Regions from separate parts of the Mus musculus genome. Here region 2 is linked to region 1. Evidence: chromatin loops called from intact Hi-C (ENCODE). Cell type or tissue: left cerebral cortex. All regions are shown on one strand. Links, peaks and the distances in the headings refer to the core of each region. The heading gives the core; the rest is flanking DNA. Region 1 has its middle 94 kb from the start of Eef1e1. Region 2 has its middle 43 kb from the start of Gm46392.

Region 1 (11,986 bases), core at 2,468-10,467:
ATTGGAGTTACTTACAGGGACTTGGGTGACCCAAAGCCAAACAGTCTTACCATGGTGTAGACTGACAGAAGCTGCCGCTCTGAAGAATCCCAATCTTACCTATTTTCCATTTGCTCCATACACTAGCATCCCCAAAGACCATGTGTGGCTGTTGAGTTGGTGAGAGGAACCTTGGCTGTGGGTTTGTTGGACTTTCTCCATCCTTCTATGAGAGAATAACAACACCATCACCATTCCTACAGATATAACTTCATTGTTCTCTGTCTCATGACTATTACTGCAGACCAAGGACCTGTAGGTCACTACAGCATTTCTGCTTCACAAAGACCAATGGTCATGTCACGTCCAGGGGAAACAGGTCAACTATCACAAAGGCTCAGTCCTCACCGTGTTGCTTCTGGGAGGTGGTGGGGCTTTAGGAGATAGTCTTGAAGGTGATATGAGACCTTGCCATTTCCCGTCTCTCTCTTTGCTTCCTGACTACCATGAAGTGAATAGGCCTGCCGCACTGCCTGCTGCCACCATGTGTCCCTCAGCACAGGCACATAGGCACATAAGCAGTAAGGCCAAGCAACTGGGGACTAAAACCCGTGAGCCAGAATCAACCTTTCCTTCTTATGTGTAGATTGTTTCAGGCATTCTCTCATAGAGATGGAAAGCTGGTCCTCACACTTCCAGAAAGATGGAAGTCCCAGCTGTTTAAGGCACATTAGGAACCAGCCAGAGGCTACAAATGGGCAGCATTGGTGGAGAACAGGGCCTGGCATGGTCTGCCTGTCAGAATCCCAGAGCTGATGGTTCTCTGCAGACACAGTTCACATACACTCAGCTCTCTAGTAACAACACGTGGAGAGACTGACATGCAGTTAATTAAATCCTCAGGCACATAAGAAGTGAACAGGCATGCCATAGACAATGCTGTAACGAAGAAGGTAAGTGCTCTTTGATCTCACTCACGGGAGATGCCCACCCTGTGTGGTGGAACTGCAGGTGTGTGACACCACACCCAGCCCTGGGTTACTCCCAAACAGCTTTAGGGAAATATGGCTGACAGGACATGCTAAGAGCCCATAGCCAGAGCTGAACACATGCATTGTGTAGCTGCTTTCAACAGTCGGTTGTAGAATTTGCTCATTGCCTTTGATGAAACTCTGTACCCATGATCATCATCTCACACATCACGCTCCCAGTTCCCTCCCTCAATCACCACCGATGGACCTTCTGTTGCTCTAGATTTCCATACTCCAGACATTTGAGTGGAGTCATGCAGCATGTACCATTTTGTGCCTGACCTTTTTCTTTGCATAATGTCCTCCAAGTTCATCCATGTTGTGGTATGTGCCAGAATTACCTTCTTTTGTAGGTTGCATAATATTCCAGAATCCCATAGTGCCAACCGAATCTGTTTGGGTGGTTTGTCTCCTTTATCTATGATTGCCGCTTTTGGTTGTCATTATGGTGGTGTGAGGAATTTGTGTGTCTTCTTTTGGTTCTCTTAGATGAAGCTGATGGTTACTCTGTTTAGCCATTAAAGGTACTGTCAGGCATAAACCAATGTATTTTTATAGTAATTTTACATGCATGCATATATAAAGTTTACATATGAGTACCTGTGTGTGTAAGCATGCATATGTTTGTGCATGCACACGTGGGGCCAGAGGCATAGGTGTTTTTCTCACATTATTTCCTTGAGACAGAGTCTCTTACTGAACCTGGAACCCACTGATTGGCTAGGTGGGCTGGCCAATAAACTGCAGCGATCCACCTGCCTTCCCTCGTCCCTATGGTGCCGGGGTTGCAAACCTGTACCACCCTGCCTGGATTTATGTGGGTGCTGGGGATTTGAACTCAGGTCTTCCTGCTTTTGAGGCAAGCACCTTACTCACTCAGCCATCTCTCCTTAGTGCTTTTATATGGTTTTATTGTAAAAGAGAAAAAAAATAGGGAGAATGACCTTTGAACTCTCATTATCCATCTTACTGCTTTCAGAGAGTGATGATCAAGTGCTGTGGTGAACAGCCTCATTGGTATCCATCCTCCTGCCCAATCAGAAGGAGGAAACAGATGCAGGAAGTATTCTCATGTGCAATACAATGCAAACGAGGAGGAGAAATTCCTGCCTAATCACATCTCCAAGGAGTACTGAGCATGCTAGAAGCTTACGGATAGTCATGACTTTCTAGGACCGTGTTTGCTCCCTGACAATGGAAACACAGCAACATTATTTTTTTGAAAACAGTTCAGAAACAACTGCCCTGAGGATCCCAAATGTAAATCTCGACATTAAGCCGGCCCTCCCTTTCCTTTGCCCCTCGAATCATTTATTTAAGTGGCAATAATAAAAGGTGTCAGCAGTTCAGTTGCGAGCTCTGGGACATTTCCACATGCTGATCTTTAAGTATTCCGTGCCGACACGTGAGCTGTTCCTGCCATTTCCTATGAGATACGGCATGACTGAGGGGTCAGGCATGCTAATGATAAAATTACCATTTACTTTTTACCTGGTAGACCCAGCGCCTGACATTATAAATGTAGGAAACCTTTCACCCACAGCTCTTCTGCTCTGTGGGGGAATATCTCACTGGCGACAGGATCACAGCACAGCCGACAGAGAAAGCATCGCGTCTAGTTTCCCCTCCCCTTTGGAGTTTCTTAGAGGGCTGTTCTTCCTCTCATTCAATCTGAAGATGTACCTGTCCTTTGTGGGATGGGCTGGGCTGGAGTAAGGACGAAGCCTGCTTCTGTCATGTTGGCTTCATGTTGGCACTTACTTATAAGACCAATTTGTAAATAATAATTAAGACCTGAGAAGTCTGCCCAGTTGCTTAGTGTCTTTATTCAGCTTGAGATTTCACATTTAACAGCCATCCAACATCGTAAACCTTCACTCCTGAGATCTCAGTGGAGATGAGTCCCAGTAAGGAGATAAAAAATTTTGACCACTTGCAGCATATTCAAATGAAAGCTGGTGCTAATGAAATTATTCTTATGTAATTAGATGTATTAAGTAATGTCCCAGGTTGGCTCCATGCCATGGTTGGACTGCTAATTTTTATTCTTTCCAGGTACAGAGCTAGTTCTCACTGACGATTTGTGCCACAATAGCCCCAGAAGCTGGCTGAGTCCGGAAGCACGAGGATTCTAGAAGCACCATGGCATCTCCTTTAAGAAAACCACACTCTCTGTTTTGTTTGCCCTTATTCTGTAAGCTGGAGGTTTGGGACAGAGAATGCAAAAAAGACCTTGCCTTGAAACCTCAATGCAAACCCAGCAAGTTGGCAGGTCAACTTCAGCCTGAGTAAACCCGTGGTCACTTCTAGGCTCAGCGGATCTTGTCCCCTTGTCTATGTTTATGACTAGTTTGTCCCAATCCAGGGGACGAGAATCACAATACAAGGCCCATTTCCCCTTGACAAAGTGCTCAGTCACACACTCCATCACTGACTTTCCTCTCCTTCTCTAGGTCCTGTGCCATACAGGAGAAGTTTTATGTCCGATATTATTAAGGAATGACTGCCTTGGTGCCCTCTGTGCAGCATGGCTCACATGTGCGGGAATGGAGACAGCAGGAGGCAGAGAAGCCTTAGGCTCCCCTTCATAGTTTTCCATTTATTTCACTTAGATAAAATACAATGCATGAAATAATAGAGAAATCTCCCTTCACCCTTGATGACAGCCCTACCCTATTAGAGCGGGAAGACAGGCTGCCATAGACTCTGCTTTCCTTTTTCTTATTTCTTCCATACCTGCTGTGCTGAGACCAACATTCCCCTCTGGTTCTTGTGTGTGGACACAGCTGAGGTCACATATTGCAAGTCCTTCCTCACCTAGAGCCAGAAGTGCCAACTGACAGCTCTAAAGAGAAGGAGATATTCTCAATCTTGGTAATGATGTTTCAGGAAACAGACTTTCTTCCAAAGAATAGTGTGTGTGTCTGTGTGTCTGTGTGTATTGAAGAGATATAGCTCTTTCAAGATGAGTGCTTCCAATGTTGAACTTGGAATTAAATGTGGTTCTGCCTCCTTGCCACCAGGGGAAGGGTACTGGGATAAACCTGGGTGTGAGACGTAGCACATTGCAAAGATCAACAAACGTGAACAAAATTCTTGGCTCTCCTCAACCAGTCATTCCTGACCCTGCCACTCCAAAGGCTAATGCATTTTGTAGATCATGTAGAGACTGCAAAGGCAGCCTTCTTTGGGGATGTAGTCAGTTCTGCTGCAAAAGCTGTTTATTGATTCTTCAGGTTCGGACCTAACATAAATCATGCAAAAAGGCAAAGGCAGGCTGCTCAGAGTCCCCACAGCAGGGGGCAGGGGAGCAGGCTTTCTTTCCACAGTGTCACTCATGCCGAAACATTTCTGAAAATTAATCAATAGTCAAATAACTCAAGTGACAGATGGATCCTTCTGGGTCAGACCAATGTCTCTAAGATGTCACACAATGGAAACACTGGCTATGCATAATGCGTTCTATTTGATATTAGTTAAGCTTTTTTACTGATCCTTTCCTGCTTCATTCATCCTTTTCCATCAGTCTCTGGAGACCTGGCATCACATTAAGCTACTCACCTTCTCCTATAGTTTTATAATAGAAAGTAAAGTTGTTCAGTCTAAATCAGTTAAAAAAATTATATTAGGTTATATTAGAGAGGATTTTTATAGATCATACAATACCCACTGTAATTATAATTTGATTTTCTTTTAGTTCTTTGTCTTTGAAAGTTTTCAGTGAAGATTTTAGTCTTGGGAACTTTATCTTATAGAATAGGCTATTATCTACTTTGCCCACCTGTATAATATTTCTCTTTTATTTTCATAGTGCCATGCACATTGAACATGTCTGTGGAAGCTCATACCCTGTCTTAGTCAGTGTTCTATTGCTTTGAAGAGACACCATGACCAAGGCAATGCTTATAAAAGAAAGCATGTAAATGTGGACTTGCTTACAGTTTCAGAGGCTTAGTCCATTATTATCATGACAGGGAGTGTGGTGTTAGGTGGGCAGGCTGAAGCAGTAGCTGAGGGGTTTACACCTGGTCATAGGCAGCAGCCAAGGAGACTGGGCCTGGCATGGGCTTTTGAAATCTCAAAGTTTATCCCCAGTGATATACTTTTTCCAACAAGGCCACGTCTCCTAATCCTTCTAATCCTTTCAAACAAGTTTGTTTCCTGCTGACTAAGCATTCAAATATATTTGCCAATGGGGTCATTTTCATTCAAACCATCACAGAGCCTTTCTTTTACTACAGATCTTAGGGAGATGGATCATAGTTCAAATCCTATGCATGCTCTTTGCTAATTGTATGACTTAAGCAGGCTTCCCCCCAAGCCCCTCCCACACCCCCACCCAAGATTCCTATCCAAGCATAAAAAGGAATCAGAGAAGGATCTGTTAGAGTGTCCATGAGGGGGAAATGAACTATATGAGGCTCTATGTGACACAATTTGGGAAAACACTCTGTTGTCATTGGCTGGGAAGACAAACTGGAATAACTGGTGACCAGTGCTGAGGGAGACCTCTGACTTATGCTTTGATTTCTGTGCTGGAAGGAAACATCCAAAAGAGAAGAGATGTGTTTCCCGCGTAGAAGAGAGGCCAGTCCCAGTCACTGTTGGCAGAGGTAAAGGGACAGTAGTGCCATATTGTGCTGAGGTAGATACTGTGTTGATATCTAATGAGGTAGATACTTGGTGTATTGCCTATAGAAAACCCTCTCAGGCTGGAGATATGGCTCAGTGGTTAAGAGCACTGACTGCTCTTCCAGAGGTCCTGAGTTCAAATCCCAGCAACCACATGGTGGCTCACACTATCTGTAATTGGATCTGATGCCCTCTTCTGGTGTGTCTGAAGACAGCTACAGTGTACTTATGTATAATAAATAAATAAATCTTAAAAGAAAAGAAAAGAAAACCCAGAATGTCCATCTTCCTCCCAGGGAACCGAAGGCTGGCCTTCTGCCCACACACCTGACTTGGTCAGAGTGCAGAGAACCTACCCTCTGCTCTGAGGCTGGGGTTCTCCTACTTCAGCATGCTCTACAATCACTGAAGGCTACTGACTCAACTTCCCCAGGAATTCCTGAATCAGAAATAGTCTGAGGTGTTCTGGTGTTTGCCTAAGAATGAGAAACAGAATAACTCCCCACCCATTCCTCTGCCCCCACGCCCCAACCCCTTGCCTCCCTCTCCCACCATTAGCTCATGGAATTATATAAGCTTCAGCAGCTCCAGCAGACAAGCAGGTGACACGAAGAGCCAATGGCACATCTTGAGTCAAAAGACCTGAAAAAACCAAGAAAGTGCCACACCAGGGTATGAAGCCAAAGGATTAGGACCAGAATCTGAGACTGAAGGAAGTGGGAGACCAATATCCCTGGATGAAGATTGGCAGAAAGAAAAAAATTATTTCTTATTCTTGTGTTGTATTCAGGTGTTCTGTGGATACGGTTAGGACCACCACCTTGGGGAAGAGCAATCTGCATTATCTAGCCTGAGGACTCAAATGTTAGCTAACCATCGTGGTGTGTATATGAAGTGCCCCTCCCCCACCAAAAGCTCATGTATTGAGGGCTTGATCCCAGGTAATGGATCCAGTTATTGAGAACTGATTAGACTTCTAGGGCCCTGCCCTAACTAACAATGTCAATATTGAGACAGATGCACTGTCTGGAGGGACAGCAGACACTTGTCAAGGTGGAACTAGTTAGGAGAAGTAGCTCCCACAGATGTCTTTGCTGTCTGATGATCCCATCCTCTATCTCTCTTTGCTTCCTGGTTGCCACCAGGTAGAGTGCATATGAGCAGGAGCTGTGCAGAGTTCCTACTGGCACAGGTAAGAATCCAAAAGGAGAAGAAAATCCTAAAGACTCCAGCCACAGCCATTAAGTACCAAGCTGCTTAAAATGTCATTCCGTTTATTGTAATGGGATGTGTGAAGTTCCAGCCAGCACTTGCAATTTAGATCTCGTTCCTGAGGGAATCCCACGCAGGTCTTTTTTTGTAGGATTTATTCTGAGCCTCTCCTTACTTCTGGACTCTTGAAGCTGTTAGGTAAATACAAGTCTGTGCTCCGAGATGAGGTTCTATCTCCTTTAACTCAATGAGTCATTTGTCAGCTCTGAAATGGCCTAATGTCCCCAGTGCTGCTGCAGTACCCTGTACTGTCTTGTTCCTCATCCCCTGTGTTCCCTGCCTGCTTACTGTGTATGTTTTCATGTAGCATGGCTAAGCCATTGTTTTAGTTACTTTTCTGTTGCTGTGATAAAACACCACAACCAAGACAACTTCTGAAAGCAAGCATTTGGTTTGGGGTTTATGGCTGCAGACGGTTAGAGTTCATGATGGTGGAACAAAGGCATGATGATAGGAACATGTGAGGATTTACATCTTGATCTGCAAGTAGGAGGCAGAGAAAAAGACACACTTGGACTGGACCTATTTTGGAACCCCAAAGCCAACCCTCCTGCCAGTGGTAAGTTCATGCCTTCTAATGCTTCCCCAACAGTTCCACCAACTGGGGACCAAGTACCCAAGTACATGAGCTTATGGGGGGGGGGCATTCTCACTCGAACACCATAGCCGTAAACATTCAGGGTGTCAGCAAATGATTTGTGTGTATGGTATGTGTGTTTATGTGCGTGTGTGCCTGTGTGGTGTATGTGTGTTTCTCTCTCTCTCTCTCTGTTATATTCATTCATGAGAATATATGTGTGCTCATGCATTTGAATGTCTATGGACACATGAGGGCAATGTTGGGTGTCTTTGTCTATTGCTTCTCACTTTTTTTTTTGAGTTAGTGTCTCTCACTGACCCTAGAACAGTGGTTCTCAACCTGTGGGTCATGAACCCTTCCAGGGTCAAAGGACCCTTTCACAGCGGTCACCTAAGACCACTTGAAAATACAGGTATTCATGATACACTTCACAGCAGTAACAAAATTAGAGTTATGAAGTAGCAATGAAAACAATTTTATGGTTGGGGAGTCACCACAACATGAGGGATTATGTGAAAAGGTTGCAGGGTAGGGGAGGTTGAGAACCATTGGTCTAGAGTTTGCTGATTTGGCTTGATAGGATTGTTCATAAGCAGTGGGCCAACTGCCTAGTGAGCCAGCGCCCAGCTCCTTTCCATGTGTGGGTTTTTAAGATGGAGTCTTCTCACATTGCCCAGGGTAGGCCAAATTCCTAGGTTCAAGCAAATCTCTTGCCTCAGGAGATTAGAGTCTGCACTCCTGGATCCAGCCTCAAAATTATTTATTTTCTCATGATGAAGCACATTGATATGAAGTAAAAAGTCACTAGATTGTGTCTATATGAGGTTTAAAATCCTAAATATGGTCTCTAAGGTTTTTTTTTTTTTTTGGTCAGTTTTAAAGCTTGAGGGGTTTTGTTGTTTTTTATTAATATAGAAATTGCTTCTTCTATAATACTAAGAAAACCAGGCAGAATATAAAACCAAACTTGCCTAAAACATGTATTACAAACGATCATTTCAAAACATTGAGTCAATGCTGGTCATCTTCAGTATTGGTATCCTTGATTTTTAAAGCCATTTTTAAAATTCCTCTTTCCAATATTTTCCAAACATAATTACCTTTGGTATCAGGAAAATGTAAGCTTACTTTTTAATCACACTGTTAGGATTTGAACAGAGAGGAAGATGTACTTAAAGAGTTGAGGAAAGAGAGAGGAAAAGAAGGAGAGGAGTGTATGTGTGCATGTACGTGCTTGTGTGTGTGTGTGTATGTGTGTGTGTGTGCTTGTGAAGGCAATAAGAAGAGACACACTTTTGTCTAAATCCCTGGAATGCAGTAAGACTGTGTGCTCAAACAGTGGCTTCTGACCTTAAGGAGAATGGTACTCAACTGTAAGACTATGAAAAGATTGCTCATATACAGTTAGTTTCCCAGCCTGCTTTAGAGTGAGGTCAGGGGAGACAATGGCTGCTTCTTAACTGTTGTATTGAAACCAGTTCCTTACATCACTTGTAAGCATATTGATAAATGAGTCACTAGGTGGCAAAGCTCCGGAATTTTAGAAAAATATTTCCCTTCTCTTTGCTTCTCTCATTTGTCTGGAGTCCTCTTGAATCAGTCAAGGGGAGGTGAAGCCTGGCCCCTGTAGACCAGGATGTCCCTTTGTCCCCATGGCAAGTCCAGCAGTTTCCTGGATTAGGCCATGAATATGCATAGAGCAGGACGGGGAAATGGCTTCCCAGTCTGCAATGACTGAATTACAATTTCCAAATGGAATGAGTTAGATAGTTATTATCAATGTAATTATTCATAAATGTGCCTAATTATTCATAATTATTCAGAAGCGTATTACTTCCCTGATTGCCGAGAGTGATCCTTGAGCTCAATTACAATTGGGTTCTGGTCACAGGACTCTACTTCTCCTTCCAACTCAGTGAGTCCCGGATCTTCTCTGAATAGCTTTAGGAGCCCTTCGTGTCATCTGGCCCTTTAAATACACATAGCAAATCTGCTGTTTGAAACCCCCATGGCTTCAAAGCCCCCGTTGTCTTTTCCCCTTCTTTCCAGTCCCACACTCCTCTTATTTGGGTTCTGTCTGTTCCTTTGAGGGCGCACAGTTAGGCTGTTGTTTAATTAGGACTCTTGTTGTCATTCCTGTGTTTGATATCTTAATAACACTGGTGATCGCACATAGGAAAACAGGCCAACATGAACGGACCCTCATGCCTGGGGAGGCAGGTCCCCCTGAGGCTGGGCCATCCCACTAGATCAGCTGTTGGAGCTTCTTGTAAATCAGACATCAGCTACCACGGCAGGTGGGGGGAAAGGGCTTTCTTCTACTTAGAAGGCTGCAGTTTGTAGCCAGTATACATACACCATGTTACAGAGGGCCATTTTGAAACAGCGCAGCTTTAGAACACATTTCCTGTTCTGCCTGAAGTTCACTGTGTTCTCAACGTGGCTGCACCTTGGACGTGGGCTCGCTCTTGTGTGAAGCCTCACCAATGCGCAAGCTTCAGTGATTGAGCCGCAGCTCAATTTCTTTCTTTCATGCCCCCCCCCTCTCCCTGGAAAACATTACAGCAATTACCATATTGTGGGGCGGCATTATGAAGTGCAAATTAGCATATAGATTAGTTCTGGGGGGCAGGGAGGAGAGGTGTGTTAAGATCTTCCTAATCATGTATAGTTATGCTACACAGCGCTCCCTGGGCTGAACTCTTTCAGGTCCTGGTCTGCCTATCGTGTGTGTGTGTGTGTGTGTGTGTGTGTGTGTGTGTGTGCACGTACTCATGTGTGAACATATGGGTGAGTCTTAGTGGACAATTTCTAGGGGGAAACAAAGGCAAGGTGGCTCTCATCATGCAGATACACACCTAAGAAATGGGCAACAGAAGTTGAAGATTTGTTTTCTGTGCACTCCAGCTCCCCTTCCCAATATAGCACTCCTGACTTGGTTCTAGAGGTCTGCTTTAACAAGAATCACTCCTTTCAGGTTTTGCATTTGGTCCAAGAAAGGAAGAAGGTTCAGGTTTTACTGACTGGGTAAACAGGGACAAAGAAAACAAAAGGGTTGAGCCTAGAACTAAGACTGTTCGTTTTCCTTTGCTTTATCTTAGAAATTTGTCAACAAGATAGTAGGCAAAAAGGAGAGGACGCCTTCCTTGCCATGCACAGAAGGCAGGATGCATAGACTTATTGAAAAAAGGGGTTTGAAACTCACTTCCTCTTTACAGGTTTGCAAGCAATCACTCACTCACTTGATCTAGCATTCATGAGTTCCTCATATCCACACAGCACTGTGTGGAGCTAAGTGTAAGCTATGGCCCTAGTCATCAAAGTCCCCGTGGAGAATTTTTTGAAGGACTGATGCAAACCATAGCTCTCATGGCTGTAGGAGTGAGTTCAGAGAAGGAGGAAGAGGAGGAAGAAGAGGAAGAGGAGGAAGAGAAGGAGAAGGATTGGAACAGTCAGGACAACTATTGAATTTGGAGGTTGTCTTGTCATAAGAGTAAGATCTCCCCTTGAGCACAAATATTTTTGAGAACATTCCAAATGTTCTAAAAGTGACCGAACATTTATGATGGTGCATGACAAGGTTCAAAGGTCAAAAGCACTGGGGAAGAGGTGGCTTTGTCCTGGAGGCCAGCCTAACAGAATAGAGAGGCTCTCTCAGGGTAGGCGGTAGAAGATAAGGCTATGAGGGTCAGCAGTGCTTAATGTTAAAACATCATCTCAGCCTTAATCATCTTTGAAAATGGATCAAGCAAGGCAACAAGCTGGGTAGAGCGCTTGCTACACCAGCCTGATTTGCTGAGTTCAAGTCCCAGAACCGATGGAAGGCACAAGGAGAGATCCAACTTCACAGAGTTGTCCTCTGACTTTCATACACACCCTGTGGAACATGCTCCCGCATTGTGATCATGCATAAGAATATGAATAAAATAAAAGTGATCTAACGGTAAGTGTGTAGTAAGTGAGATTAACTGTGTGTTTTTTTTTTAAATACACAATATACAACTTCTTGGATATAGTAGGCTTTTTGTGCACTTTAACTCATTAAATTTGAAATGACTTCTTAATTAGATACAAAAGTCTGAACTCAGGGCCAGTGTCAAGCATGGAAATTTCTTCTGGCAAATCTGTCACTAAATTTATCAGCATATCTAAAAGCCATGTTTTGGTCAAATAAATATTTCTTTTTAAAGAACAAACCTTGTCTTTTTTATGGTCACTTTCTAAGCTATGGTCACTGTCTCAGATAGGGTCACATTCTCTGCTAGGGTCACTTTGATGGTTTGAATATGCTTGGCCCATGGGAAGTAGCACTATTAGGAGGTGTGGCCTTGTTGGCATAGGTGTGTTGCTGTGGGGGTGGGCTTTGAGGCTTAAGCTCCACCCAGTGCAGATGTGAGTCTCCTCTTGGCTGTCTTCAGATTAGGATGTAGAACTTTTAGCTCTTGCGGCACTATGTTTCTAGCCATGATGATAAATGGACTGAACCTCTGAG
Region 2 (11,986 bases), core at 1,590-9,589, 65 kb after region 1:
TTTATTCCCACATTTCCAAATATGCTCCTATTGTTATTAATTCAAACACCAACAAAAATCGTATTCTCTTTGTCTCCAGTTCTGCCAGTAAGAACCTCTCTCCCTCCCACTATCTCTCCTCTGGCTTCCCCTCTCACCAGTAGGACTCTAATTGCTATTGTCACATGCCCTGGCCTTGGTGACTATTGTCCCCTGCCCAGTCTATTGTAAATGGCAGCCATGTTTTTCTTTCTTGCAGTTTTGGGTTTCCTTACATGAATACGTTTTCTCCATCCATTCTGAGAGATATCTGCCACTGTCCCTCCCACCCCCATAGCCTTTGGGGAACACAGTGGGACTCTGGATCCATTCCTTGTTCGTAGACCGTCAACCATCTTTCTACTGCTATGACAAAAATATCCGGGACAAATCAAAGGAGATGGAGGGCAATTTAATTCCTTCATCATGGCTTTAGTCATGTGGTTGGCTGAGCTCCTTGTTTGGGGCCTGTGGTCAGGCAGGACAGCATGATATGGGGTGTGTGGTGAACAGAGCTGCTTCCATCATGATGGTCTTCAGTGATACACATCCAACTTCCATTAGGCCTCAGCTCCTAAAGGAACCAAAGACCAGAGGCCCAGCGTTTAACCCGTGGGGCCTTTGGGGAACATACTAGCCCCAAACTATAGCGAAGACTTTACATTACCACCGGTTTTTAGGATGGTGACATCTACCCACTGCTGTACCTGTCATAGGTAACTTGTCTAGGCGAGTTCAATTAAATCAGTGCCATCTGCTCTGGGCAAGATATCACCCGGAGGCACTCACACGTTCTCAGTGCGGTTGTTTCTTCTAGGTTACCAGACTCCCAATGTTGTCAGCTTCCCCCAAACTGGCTTGCATTAGTATATCTTTTATTCTGGGTGTCAGCCTGTCATATCACCTAGAAGTCCCCTGAGGTTTCAGGGTCAGTTGCGCAGCAGAGAGTCCAAGGGCTATCACAGAATCCAGGCTGAAGCAGGTGGGGTGCAGCAGGAGCTTGTTCCCTAGGTCTTCCTGCCCTTCCTCTCTGCACAGGCATCAGTGTGCCCCGCATTGGAGACAAGTAGAAATTCTCAAAGAATGGTCTTGCCCACATCTGGTTTCATGAGGTTGTATGCTTGCTGGGGCTGGAACAGCTGTGGGAATGATTTTTTTTTTTTTTTTTTTTTTTTTTGCCCTTTCCACGAAACAGCTTGAAACCTGCCTTCTCTTTACCCCCTTTCTTCTCTGAGTTTCTGTAATGATCTCAGTGGATCTGGGAATCAGGATCTGTGTCCTCTCTTTCCTCTAGGCAGGTCCTCTGAGAATCATACCACACATCTCCTAGAGCGTCACGCCCTCACTGGTCATAACGAACCCTTCCCCCCACGATGCTAGGGTTTGACCCTCAGAACCAGCCAGGTGTTTGCTTTCCATGATACGCACCAATGAGAAGAAGACCACATGGAAATGTCCAGTTACGGGAGGCCAAGGAGAGAAGAAAGCTGTAAGGAACTCATCTACCTTTTACTTAAGTGTGAACAAACTTTACCAGTGTGGTGGCACCTAATCCCAATCCCTAATCACCTAATAGCAGAGACCATGAAGACAACCACAGAATTACACCCATCTACTCCACGGCTGTCCTCCTGGGTAAGGTCGGCCATGCGATGCACCAGCAGGAGGCCAAGCTGGGAAAATCTTACAAAGAGAGATTTGTAATGGAAAGGCTGGCGGCCCTGAAGCAGGCGATGCTAGCCTATCGAGGGCCAGGATGCTACAGGAAATAAGGTGAATGGGCTCGGCTTATTTCATTTCACAGCTGAGCTGTGTATTGCCAGATAAATCAAATCAGGGTAAACGGCTTCATCTAATAAACTGGGTCAACATATAATGTATTTGTTCGGGTTTGTACTTTCATTGATTCCCATTTGATTTAAGAAGAGATATTTCAGGTCGCGTTTGAATGTCTTTTAGTATTCATGCCTTCATCTGGTGAGGAGAGGCGGGAGGCTGGGCTACACAGCTGGGATTCTTTCTTTCTTAAAAAAAAAAATAAATAAATTAAGTTTCCTGATTCTTGTAAGTTCTGCCTTCCATCTTTAGGCAAGGAAGGGCGGGGAGGGAGGGGATGGTGGCAAGACCACTCGGGGAGAGAGCCCAAGACGTGGTGGGAAAAAGGCCCCGTGTCAGCATCTGCATTCCCCCCATAATGTTTTAGTGATGTTTGCTAATGTATCATTCATTAACCATCAGCCACTATAAAAAACATAATCTATCTCGCAAAGTGGACATTATTATCGCATTAAATCATTTCACAATATACCTGAACCGTTCCACATGAGAGGCCTGGCCAGGCCAGGCTCGGATGCCTCCGGGCAGCTCTTCAGTAGTAATGAGATACGAGGTCTGTCTGTGATGAATACGATATTACTCGTGTCAGCGGCTGCGGACTGCACCCAGAATATTTCTTCTTACAGGTTTTTTTTTTTTCTTTCTTTCTTTCATTTTTTTTTTCCATAGCCAAAGAACTCAGGCAAAGTACTATTAACCCAGTAAATGAAGCTCTAAAGAGCACAGAGTGTGTCCATTAGGAGACCGGATGGTGACTAATCCGATTTTTCTTGCAGGGAGAGACGGCGCTTTGGTAACATCTGGGATGTCAGGCCCTGCATTACCGGCCAGGTTCTGTGGTCCGACCTCTGGGTGACTCGCCCTTCTGCCTTGTCATTCTCTGTCTTTGTCTAAGAACAATAATGGCACTAGCCCCTCCTCTCTCTCAACCCACCTCATGCCAGGAAAGCCTCCTTGGAAGAGATTAAAGAGATGCTTATGACTGGAGGAATAAATAGAAAAGGGGACAGGGTGTAAGGGCGGGGAGGGAAGAGGCATACGGAGTCCTCTGTTTCCACATTTTACAGGGCTGTGTCCTGGAGTTCAGGGTTGTGTCCTGGGCAGCCAGAGCCCATGGGAGATGAGAGAGGTAGGAGATGACATTGCTTTCGGTGCCCGTTAAAACCACAGCAGAGCATCTTGTTCCTTGGGAAATAATCCCTATTTTCCTCTCTTACCAAGGTGTTCACTTACTTCTACTGTTCCCTGGAAAAGTCCTTGCAGGCATTGATTTAAAGTGCGGAGGGAGAAATAGAACATTCCAGATGCCGCATAGGATGGGCAGATGCAGGATGACTCTGTCCAGGGGTAAAATAAAACATAAAGCGGTAATTCTCTCCCTAACCCCACCCCAAGTTCTCCTCTCCTTCCTTCTCAAAGAAGTATTTGTTCTACGTTCAGTTTATCCCATGCCTTGGATGGGACACCTAAATTTCCTGGCATCGCCACTTCAGATAATAAACACAGAACAAATAAGCAGATTTGTGGATTCCTCCAGCCACAAGAACGTCACAAGAACGTCCCACTTAAGACCCGGTGTTTGACTCAGATCTACGCCATACCTACGCGACCCTGTATTGCCACTTCCAAAGAAGGCATTTAAAATGTATTTTCATGAAGAGGAATACAGAGGACCAGAACAGGCACCCTTCCCTCACAGGTTTCTTTCTTGTAGTGGACCAAGGGAAAGAATTGGCTCTGTTTCCCACCCCGGAAATTGCAAGTTGGCACACCCCCTCCCAAAGCCTAATCCGGACGATTTCATGCTACTCTGCTGTATTAGCTCAGATGATGTGGAAAATGTAATTTTGACAACACACTGGCTCGCTGCGGTCTTTAGAAAGGCAAGCAGGGTGTGAGTCATGAGTTTGTGTCTAGTGGCTATGCCCTACTCGCCCTTCTGCGGAAGTAACTCAAGTCTGCCAGCCTTTGAGCACCATTATTTACAGGGAGTCAATCTGCCTCCCCGCCCCGCCCCCCCCCCCCGCCCCCTCTCTTGCCCCTCAAATTTTTCTCCTTTTCCCTCTTTGTCTTGTCAGACAGGGCTAACAGAATTGATGGAAGGTTTTTCTTCACAATACCCATAATCCTTCTGTGATAAAGTCTGTTCTGCCATTAATTTTTTTTTCAGGCTGCGGATCTAAAGATTTTATTATTTATTTAATTTTTCTTTAATGTGTGAGTCTCTCAGTGAGCTTTTCTCTTTCTTTCCTTTCCTCTTTCTTTCTTTCTTTCTTTCTTTCTTTCTTTCTTTCTTTCTTTCTTTCTTTCTTTCTTTTTTTTAAGTAAATGATCTGGAAAGGATATCCAGTCTAAGGATTTAGAGAGGCTAAATATTTAGTAGAACGTTATCTTGGCCAGTTTCAGGATGGTTACTTATCTCATTATGCAGACTGCCCCAGCCAATTGACTCACCTTGGCTTGCCTTAAGGTTTTTTTGTTTGTTTGTTTGTTTGTTTGTTTGTGTTTTGTTGTTTTGGTTTTTCTGGTTTTCTTTCGTTGTTTGTTTTTTAATTTATAATTGCTGTCAAGGTGATAGGTGTTGAGCAGAAACTGTTTTTAAGAGTTCAGAATCTGACTTTCTTGGACGATGAAGGGCAGCAGTGGACCAGAGCTTCCCGACTCAGCTCTGGGGTGGTGATGGGGAAGAGTGGATTCACAGTGCTCTTGTGTCTCAGCAGGGCACAATAGTATCTCAAGTTAAGGAATGCTGGGGTGTTATTATTTGTTGATCTTATATGTGGTCTATGTGTCCTTACATGTTCGAGTAATGTACTTATATGTTCATGCAGAAGCTTGGAGATGCCTGCAGAGGACACTGAGTGTCTTCCTCTATTCCATTCCGCTGTAAGTTTTGAGACAGTGTCTCTCATTGAACCTGAAACTCTCAGTATAGCTAGGCTAGCAGGCCAGTGAGCTCTGGGATTAACGATAGCTCTGCTGTGCTCTGTCCTTGTGTCGATCATTTTGTTGAGAGACATTTCATCAACAGTACACATTGGCTTGTTCCATTAGTTCAAGTCAAAGTAACATGTTTTGTTTTCCAATTTTTTTTTTTTGCCTCAAAGCATTTTTTCCCATGCAACTAGTCTTCTGCTTTTCCCTTTTTGCCCCCAAAAGTTGCCACTCATTGATTCATTTCTGCCCTGCTTCTACAGAGTCTCTGTTAATGCTTATTGGAGTGGCCCTCACTTTTATTGTTGGCTGTGCCTCGGTTGCTTGATGTCGACTGCCAGTACCGAGGAGAATGACTCTATTTTCTTGACATGACCTTGGAATGGGAAGGGGCCCCCTTATTTGCATTCTTGGGGTTTCTGGTTATGGCAGTCCTTGACCTGTTCAGAAGATCTCCTAGGAGACATTGCACAGCACAAGCATCACTGTTACCCTAAGCCGCAGTTGGTCCTATTACCATCTGAAGTACCCCATCCTGAAGGTGGACCTGCCCCCTATAATTCAGCTTCTATTTTACCCACTTGTCCAAGGCCCTGTGAAAGCTCTCCTTAGCTCTTCAAGTGTCCCAATCACACTTGACACTAGCCTTTCTTTGCTACTTTTGCCTATGTTTTTATTTTATGGATCTCAGTACATTTTTTGTGGGGGTGGCCTTCATGGGTGTGGTGGGTATATATGACTGTTTGCATGTGTGTGGGTACATATGTGTGTGGGTGCACATGTGCACACATGTATGGAGCCCCGAAGTTGACCTCAGCTATCTTCCTCAATCCTTCTCTATTTTATTTATTGAGACAAGGTCTCTCCCCAAGGCCAGAGCTCTGCCACCCTGGCTATTCTAGCTAAGCAGCCTCCCCCAGGGGCCTCTGTCTCTTCTTCCTCCTGAGTGTTGGTACTGTAGGTTGCTACTCTGTTGAACTTTTATATAGGTTCTGGGTTCTGTGAATCCAGACTCTCCTCCTCATGATCACCATCTAGGTAATTTACACATTGACGCATCTTCAACCCTATTCTGTTATTTATTTTCTCGTAAAAACACTTACAATAGGGATGTCCTATCTTAATGGTGCTTTACATACAATGTAGAATTGTTAGCTTCCTGCATGATGCTGGGTACCAATTACACTTATTCATCTTGTTTGATGAGGCCTTATGACATTTGACCCCACTTCTTTCTCTTCCCAGCTCTGGCTAATCCACCTACTCCAACTCTGTGACTTTTACAGTCTTAGAAACCATTATATAACTGGAACCTTGCATTATTTTTCTTTCTGAAGCTGACTCATCTCACTTAGCATAATGTCTGTCAAGAAATGCAAGGCAAACCAAGGAGGAAAAAACTGCCTCATGCATCTGTCACAAAAGGCCAGGATGGCTATTATAAAAAAAGAAAGAAAAAGACGGGAAATAGTAGTTGGGTTAGATTGTAGAGAAATGGGACACTTGTATACAGTTGTGGTAATGGGAAATGTCCATGAAAATGGCATCCAGGGGCTTCAAAAAAATTGAAAAGTAGACAGCTTTATGAGCTGGCAATGCTCCTCTGGATATTTATGCAGAACATTGATGCCCATGTGCCAATGGAGACTCTGTGCTTCCAGTGTGCCCAGTGTGGACAAACTTAAATCCGTGTTAACAGACACATGAATAAAAGAAACAAAGACACACGTCTCAACCATTAAAAAGAAGGACATTCTGAAACTGTACCATGACATGGAGGAATTGTGAGGGCATCACGCTAAAGGAGTTAGGCGATCGGCATTAATCCTTCGATGTTAGTAAGTGAGCCTCAGGGATGCTATGAGACCTGTCGATGGTTTGGAACTTATGTTGGAGAATTAAAGATGTTGAGTGCTGCTTACCAAGGTACAACTGAGCATGTCACAGACACCTCTTCAGTCTGTTCTCTGTTAAACATCTGTCTTAAACAGCTGTCTCTAGCTGCACATTAGAAACTCCTTAGAAATTTCCTAACAGTCCCGAGGCAAGTACTCCACCGCAGGAGACTTTTGTTGAGGGGTGAGTTGGAACTGAGAAGCCATGCAGTGAGTGTCCTAGGTCCTTCCTGTGCTCCTCAACTAACTCTGACCCTCCCAGGAACAATAGTGTTAAGTGCTCATTTCCTGTCTATAATGAGAGCTGTCAGATGCTTGGATGAATCCTAGATAAATATCTATGAATTTTTTTTCCAATTCCCAACTTACCAACATAATGTAAAAGAAAATGAGATTGTTTGCTATGACTGTATCTCGATGAACTCGCTTTTGCTTGTGGTGAAAAGATACATAACAAGATTTTAACCATGGCTAAATGCACAGCTCTGAAGTATTACGTGTGGTCACATTGTTGAGTAACCATCCAGTTCCAGAACTTTCTATTTCCCAAACTCAGTCTCCGTTCTCCTTTCTTCCAGCTTTCAGCACCCCCTTCCCACTTTCTGTGTCTTTGTGTGGCTGTTCTCAGACCCTCATATGAGCCTCAGTATGCCCTTTTGTGACAAACTTATCTCCCTGAACATAATGTTCTCAGTGTTCAATCATTTCATGGCTCAGGCTTTGAGAAATAACTCTTCTATTTTCACACACGGTCACTAATTTCAGAGATTGACAATTTCTGGTAGGTGGCATTTTACACAAAGACAATAGATGTGATGGCTGATCTTCATTATCAACTTGACTTCATCTGGAATCAACTAAAATAGGAATTTGTGTGCACTCCTGTAAGTAAGGGATTTTTTCATCAGATAATTTAAATCAGGGAGACCTACCTTAACTGCGGGTGGCATCTTTTGATGGTAGCCCATCAAAGAACATGGAAGTTTCCATGTAAGGAAACTTCTATTTTTGCCTACTTGCACTCCCTCTTGCTAGTGAGTTCATCTATCCTATTGCTACGGTGTTCATTCACAGATGTTAGAATCAACTTCTTTGGGATTCCAATGTAGACTGAAGACCAGCAGTTCTCCGGGAATTCCCCAGGCCTTCCGTATCAGATTGGAATTGCTGAGACATCAATCCTCGTGGACTGTCGTCGTGGAACTACTCAAACAGCATCCTGTAATCCAACGTAATAAATCCATTCCATCAATTCTGTTCCTATGAGAACCCAGATTAATATGGACGGTGATATCAGGACTGCTTCTAGAGAAACTGAATTGTAAGACTGAATTTCTCTAGAGGGCTTGGTGTAGTACCGGAAGCTAGCTCTTTCGTTTGCCTCCAGGCGCACCTCTGGAATATTATCTTGATTAGGTTTATGGTTATTACTAATACTCATGGCCATAAGAGCATTATGTCAGCAAAAGTAACTCTGAGGGTGTGGCCAAACAGCAAAAATGTACTTTAAGAAACAATAACAGTTTGATCTATTAAACAGTTCTTTGCCTTCTTTGCCTTTTCAAGAGGCTCCTGCTAGCTTGGAAACCACAGTGTCTACTTTGGAGGGATCCTGTGAGAAATCAATTATAAAAAGTAAATTAAGTGTTGTCTGTGCACTGGGAGTTGCCTCTCAATACCCTTTCTGCTCCTTGCTGGCCACTCTGCTGGCTGTTCCTTGCCTTCCTGCTGCGTGGCTTGGCTCCTGACCACCAAAGACCCCAGCTCCCAAGCTGTCTGTCCCTTAAGGGATGCACACAACTTGGGTACCTGAGTGAGTCTCCTGGCTTAACTGGCCACTCAAGAAGGATTCTTTGTATATTAGAAGAAGTAATTGGGAAATACGTTTTTTTTAAAGCTATTGACGTTATATCAGGCGTGATGTGGCTATTTGGTGACGGTAAATGGAACCAGCTTATGTGCCAGGAAAGTTCCAGATAGCTATGTCATAACAGACAGGTTGATACTTCAGAGATTGCCAGCATCAATGCTTCCCTAACTCTTTTTTTGTTAATGATCTGCAATGGAAACCTGAGGAGTCCTACAGCTAAGCATTTATGTTTATTTGGGGGTTGTTTCTATGTAGCTCCTACAAACTGTGTGGGAGGCTCTTGGGACACTTGTTACAAAGGTTACACCACTCTTTGTGTCTTCTATATTCTAGAGTAGAAATCCTTCAGTGGCCCTTTAAGAACCTGTTAGGTGATAACTCTCTGTAGTTGTAGGGTTCATTGTCACACGTTGGTGTGTTTTTATATCACAGAATCAGCAAATCAGGGGAGTTGGCTTATCTGTTAAATATTCATTATGTCTTTATGTTGAGAACAGTTGAAATCCTCTCCAAGCTGCTTTGAAATACCTGACCCTTGGTTACTAACTATAATCACTGTGCTGTACAATAGGGGACCAAGTTGACAGTAGCTAAGCCTTTTGATTTACTCACATATCCACTGGCTTACTCTTTTTTCTGTCCTTCACATCCTCCTGACATTGGCTGGCAGACAGCATTCTGTACTCTAGTGTTACAAGGCTGGTTTTTCCACCTTCCACATATAATTGAGACTACCAGATTACCACATGGTTCATGTCTCTCTATGTCTGGCTTATTTCACTTTATATGATGTCCTCTGGGTTCATCTATGTTGTTGCAGGTGGTAGAAGTTCCTGCTTTATAAGGTTGAATATTAATATCAATGTTCTATCATCTATCTATATATCTATGTATCTATGTATGTATCTATTATCTGTCTATCTGTCTATCTAATCTATCTAATCTATCTATCTATCTATCTATCTATCTATCTATCTATCTATCTATCTATCTATCTATCTATCCCATATTAAAATTCATGCATCTGTTGGTGTACAGTCTTTTCTCTGTAGCTTTGTTATTGTGGAAGGTGCTGCAAAGCACACGGCAGTGCAGACATCTCCCTTGCCTACTGATTTCAGCTTCTCTGGGTATTTACCCAGAAACGGGACTGCTAAGAACAGTTTTTTGAGGACACTTCCTACAGTTTTTGAAAATGCTGGTCCCAATTTGCTCCTTTCCTCTCAGTTTTGCTAACACTTGTTTTTGTTGACCTTTTTGATGATCTCCGACCTTCAATGGGGTGAAGGGATGCCCATTTTTTTGATTACTTTGTAGCCCTTTGATTAGGGATGGTGAGTATTTTGTAACTTGTTTATCATGTGTGTTACTTTTCTTTTGAGAAATGTCTGTTTAAGTCCCCTGCTTGTCCTATACCCAAAGTGTAGTCTTGACACTTGCAGGCGAATGCTGTCCTCTAAACATAACAACCACCAGCTTTATCAGGAAAGCTATGACTACTTGCAGGAGAACCCCCAACCAGGATGGGGTTTGTTGATTGACAGTTGTTCATAGAAGGGGATGGGGAGCATCATTGGGCCCTCATCTGAGATTCTGTCCACCCACTCCTGGACCACTGCAATGGCCTTGGGTTCTGGAAAGGGGAGTGTTAGGGAATATAGGCTGGAAATTTAACAGAAGAAAGGACTCCAGGTATGGGATAGCTGCCATCCACTATGAGGGGACTCTTTCTGGTGGTGTGGCTATTTTGAGATCACCCACACTACTGTAGTAATACAGTACAGGTCACCCATGCTGGCAAGTAATCCCAATGGACTTATTGGCTCCCCAAGATGTACTTCGATATAGTTGCCCTTTGGTTTGTCCCTGGTACTATATAAGATAGGGGTAGACATTGTTTATGCCCTCCAATGTGAAGGGTTCTTGAAGCAACACATTTCTCAAAATTAAACTTTAAAATAAATTCTGTTTTGTTTGCCTACTTGTTTGAGAGAAGAGAAGAGAAGAGAAGAGAAGAGAAGAGAAGAGAAGAGAAGAGAAGAGAAGAGAGAGAGAGGGAATGCACACATTCATGGATTAGGGAGGGTGGAGATGTGGGGTATATCTGGGAGGAGTTAGGAGAGGGGAAAGAGTAATCAGAATATATTGTATGAAGAAAACTTTTTCAATAGAGGAGGACATTTTAAAATGAAGCACTCAAAATGTGGTAATAACAATCAACTGACTGCAGACACGTGGGGTTATTTCTAGATATTGTATCTTATGGCCACCACTTTTAAACAATTCTACAATTTACTCTTATGTTCACTCAAGACCGAGAGTCACTATTATCCAGAAAGCAGTGCACCACAGAGGACTCTGCTCATCGCTTGTGTAGAGAAGAACAGCAATGCACTAGTCCTCTGAATGTTCACCTTCAACTCTTAACAGCAAATTAGCCAAAAAGCACAGGAGTGGGAACTGAGTCAGGAATGAGAAACAGATTAGAAATGTTTCCCAAATAAGTAGTGGAAAGAATGCTGAAGTAAGGCAGAATGAAAAGTTACAGAAACAAATGAGCTTCTTCCAACCTATATTCTGTAGGCAGATGGTAAAGCAAAACACAGGGCTACAGAGACGGTTCAGTGGTTAGAGCACTTGTTGCTCTTGTGGAGGTCCGGGGTTCAACTCTCAGCACTCACATGATGGCTCACAATGAATTGTGATTCCAGTTTTGGGGGATCCAGTGATGTTTTCTGGCCTCCACTGGCAACAGGCACACATGTCTTGCACATAGATACATGCAAGCAAACACTCAAACACACACACAAATCTTAAAAAAAAATATTTACAGTATGCTAATAGAAAATGGGGGAAATGAAGGGTTTATTGAATACCTTGTGCTCATTTGTGCAGAAGCGTGGCCAGTTCTGCTTTGCGTGTGCACGTGTCTATTTGTGTCTGAAGTCCTTGGGATAGGCTTTGGCATGCAAAGCAGCTGTAGACTGCACGGATTCATCAAATGGTCCTCTTGATGACGGACACCCTCACTCCCTCCGTCTCATAGGCCTCCAAGTAGCATTTACCTGAGTTGTTAAATAGCAGATGTAAACATGACAGCTCTGGGGGGCGCTGATCATTACAATCCTTTTGGAGAGAGGCCAGCCAAGGCTGGGTAGATTTATATCGGTTGAAATGCACGCACACTTATTTATCCAAGCACACAATGCATGCCTAGAGTCAACCATTTAAACATTTTGATTTCCTTTTCCCAAGCCTTCAATAACCTGCAATTACTAAAGCCATAAATGCCCAATTTTACTAAATAATGTTCTCAGGGGCTGCATATTTGCCTCACTCAGTACGTGAGAAAGAGCAAGGCTCTAGTTAGAATAGTCATTCCCATAACCCTAGAGAGCAGGAGTGAGCATATCTATTTGTCTCCTGAGTGGGT

Evidence for each region. Peaks named below come from ENCODE experiments on the same cell type or tissue, not always from the same donor. Only the 100,000 strongest peaks of a DNase experiment are listed, where the experiment ranks them.
Region 2: it touches region 1 in a loop (6-fold over the local background); 2 of 42 quality-filtered maps call a loop at or near these places.

Annotation. Positions count from the first base shown.
Region 1 is chr13:38,746,901-38,758,886 of GRCm38, forward strand. No RefSeq gene overlaps it. Among named protein-coding and RNA genes, the nearest start is that of Eef1e1, 94 kb to the left of the region's middle. In left cerebral cortex, for the core only: a CTCF peak has its summit at 4,014; DNase peaks (open chromatin) are centred at 6,303, 7,006 and 10,039; H3K27ac peaks cover 1,750 bases.
Region 2 is chr13:38,812,825-38,824,810 of GRCm38, forward strand. No RefSeq gene overlaps it. Among named protein-coding and RNA genes, the nearest start is that of Gm46392, 43 kb to the right of the region's middle. In left cerebral cortex, for the core only: no CTCF peak of the experiment used is centred there; a DNase peak (open chromatin) is centred at 6,155; H3K27ac peaks cover 1,274 bases.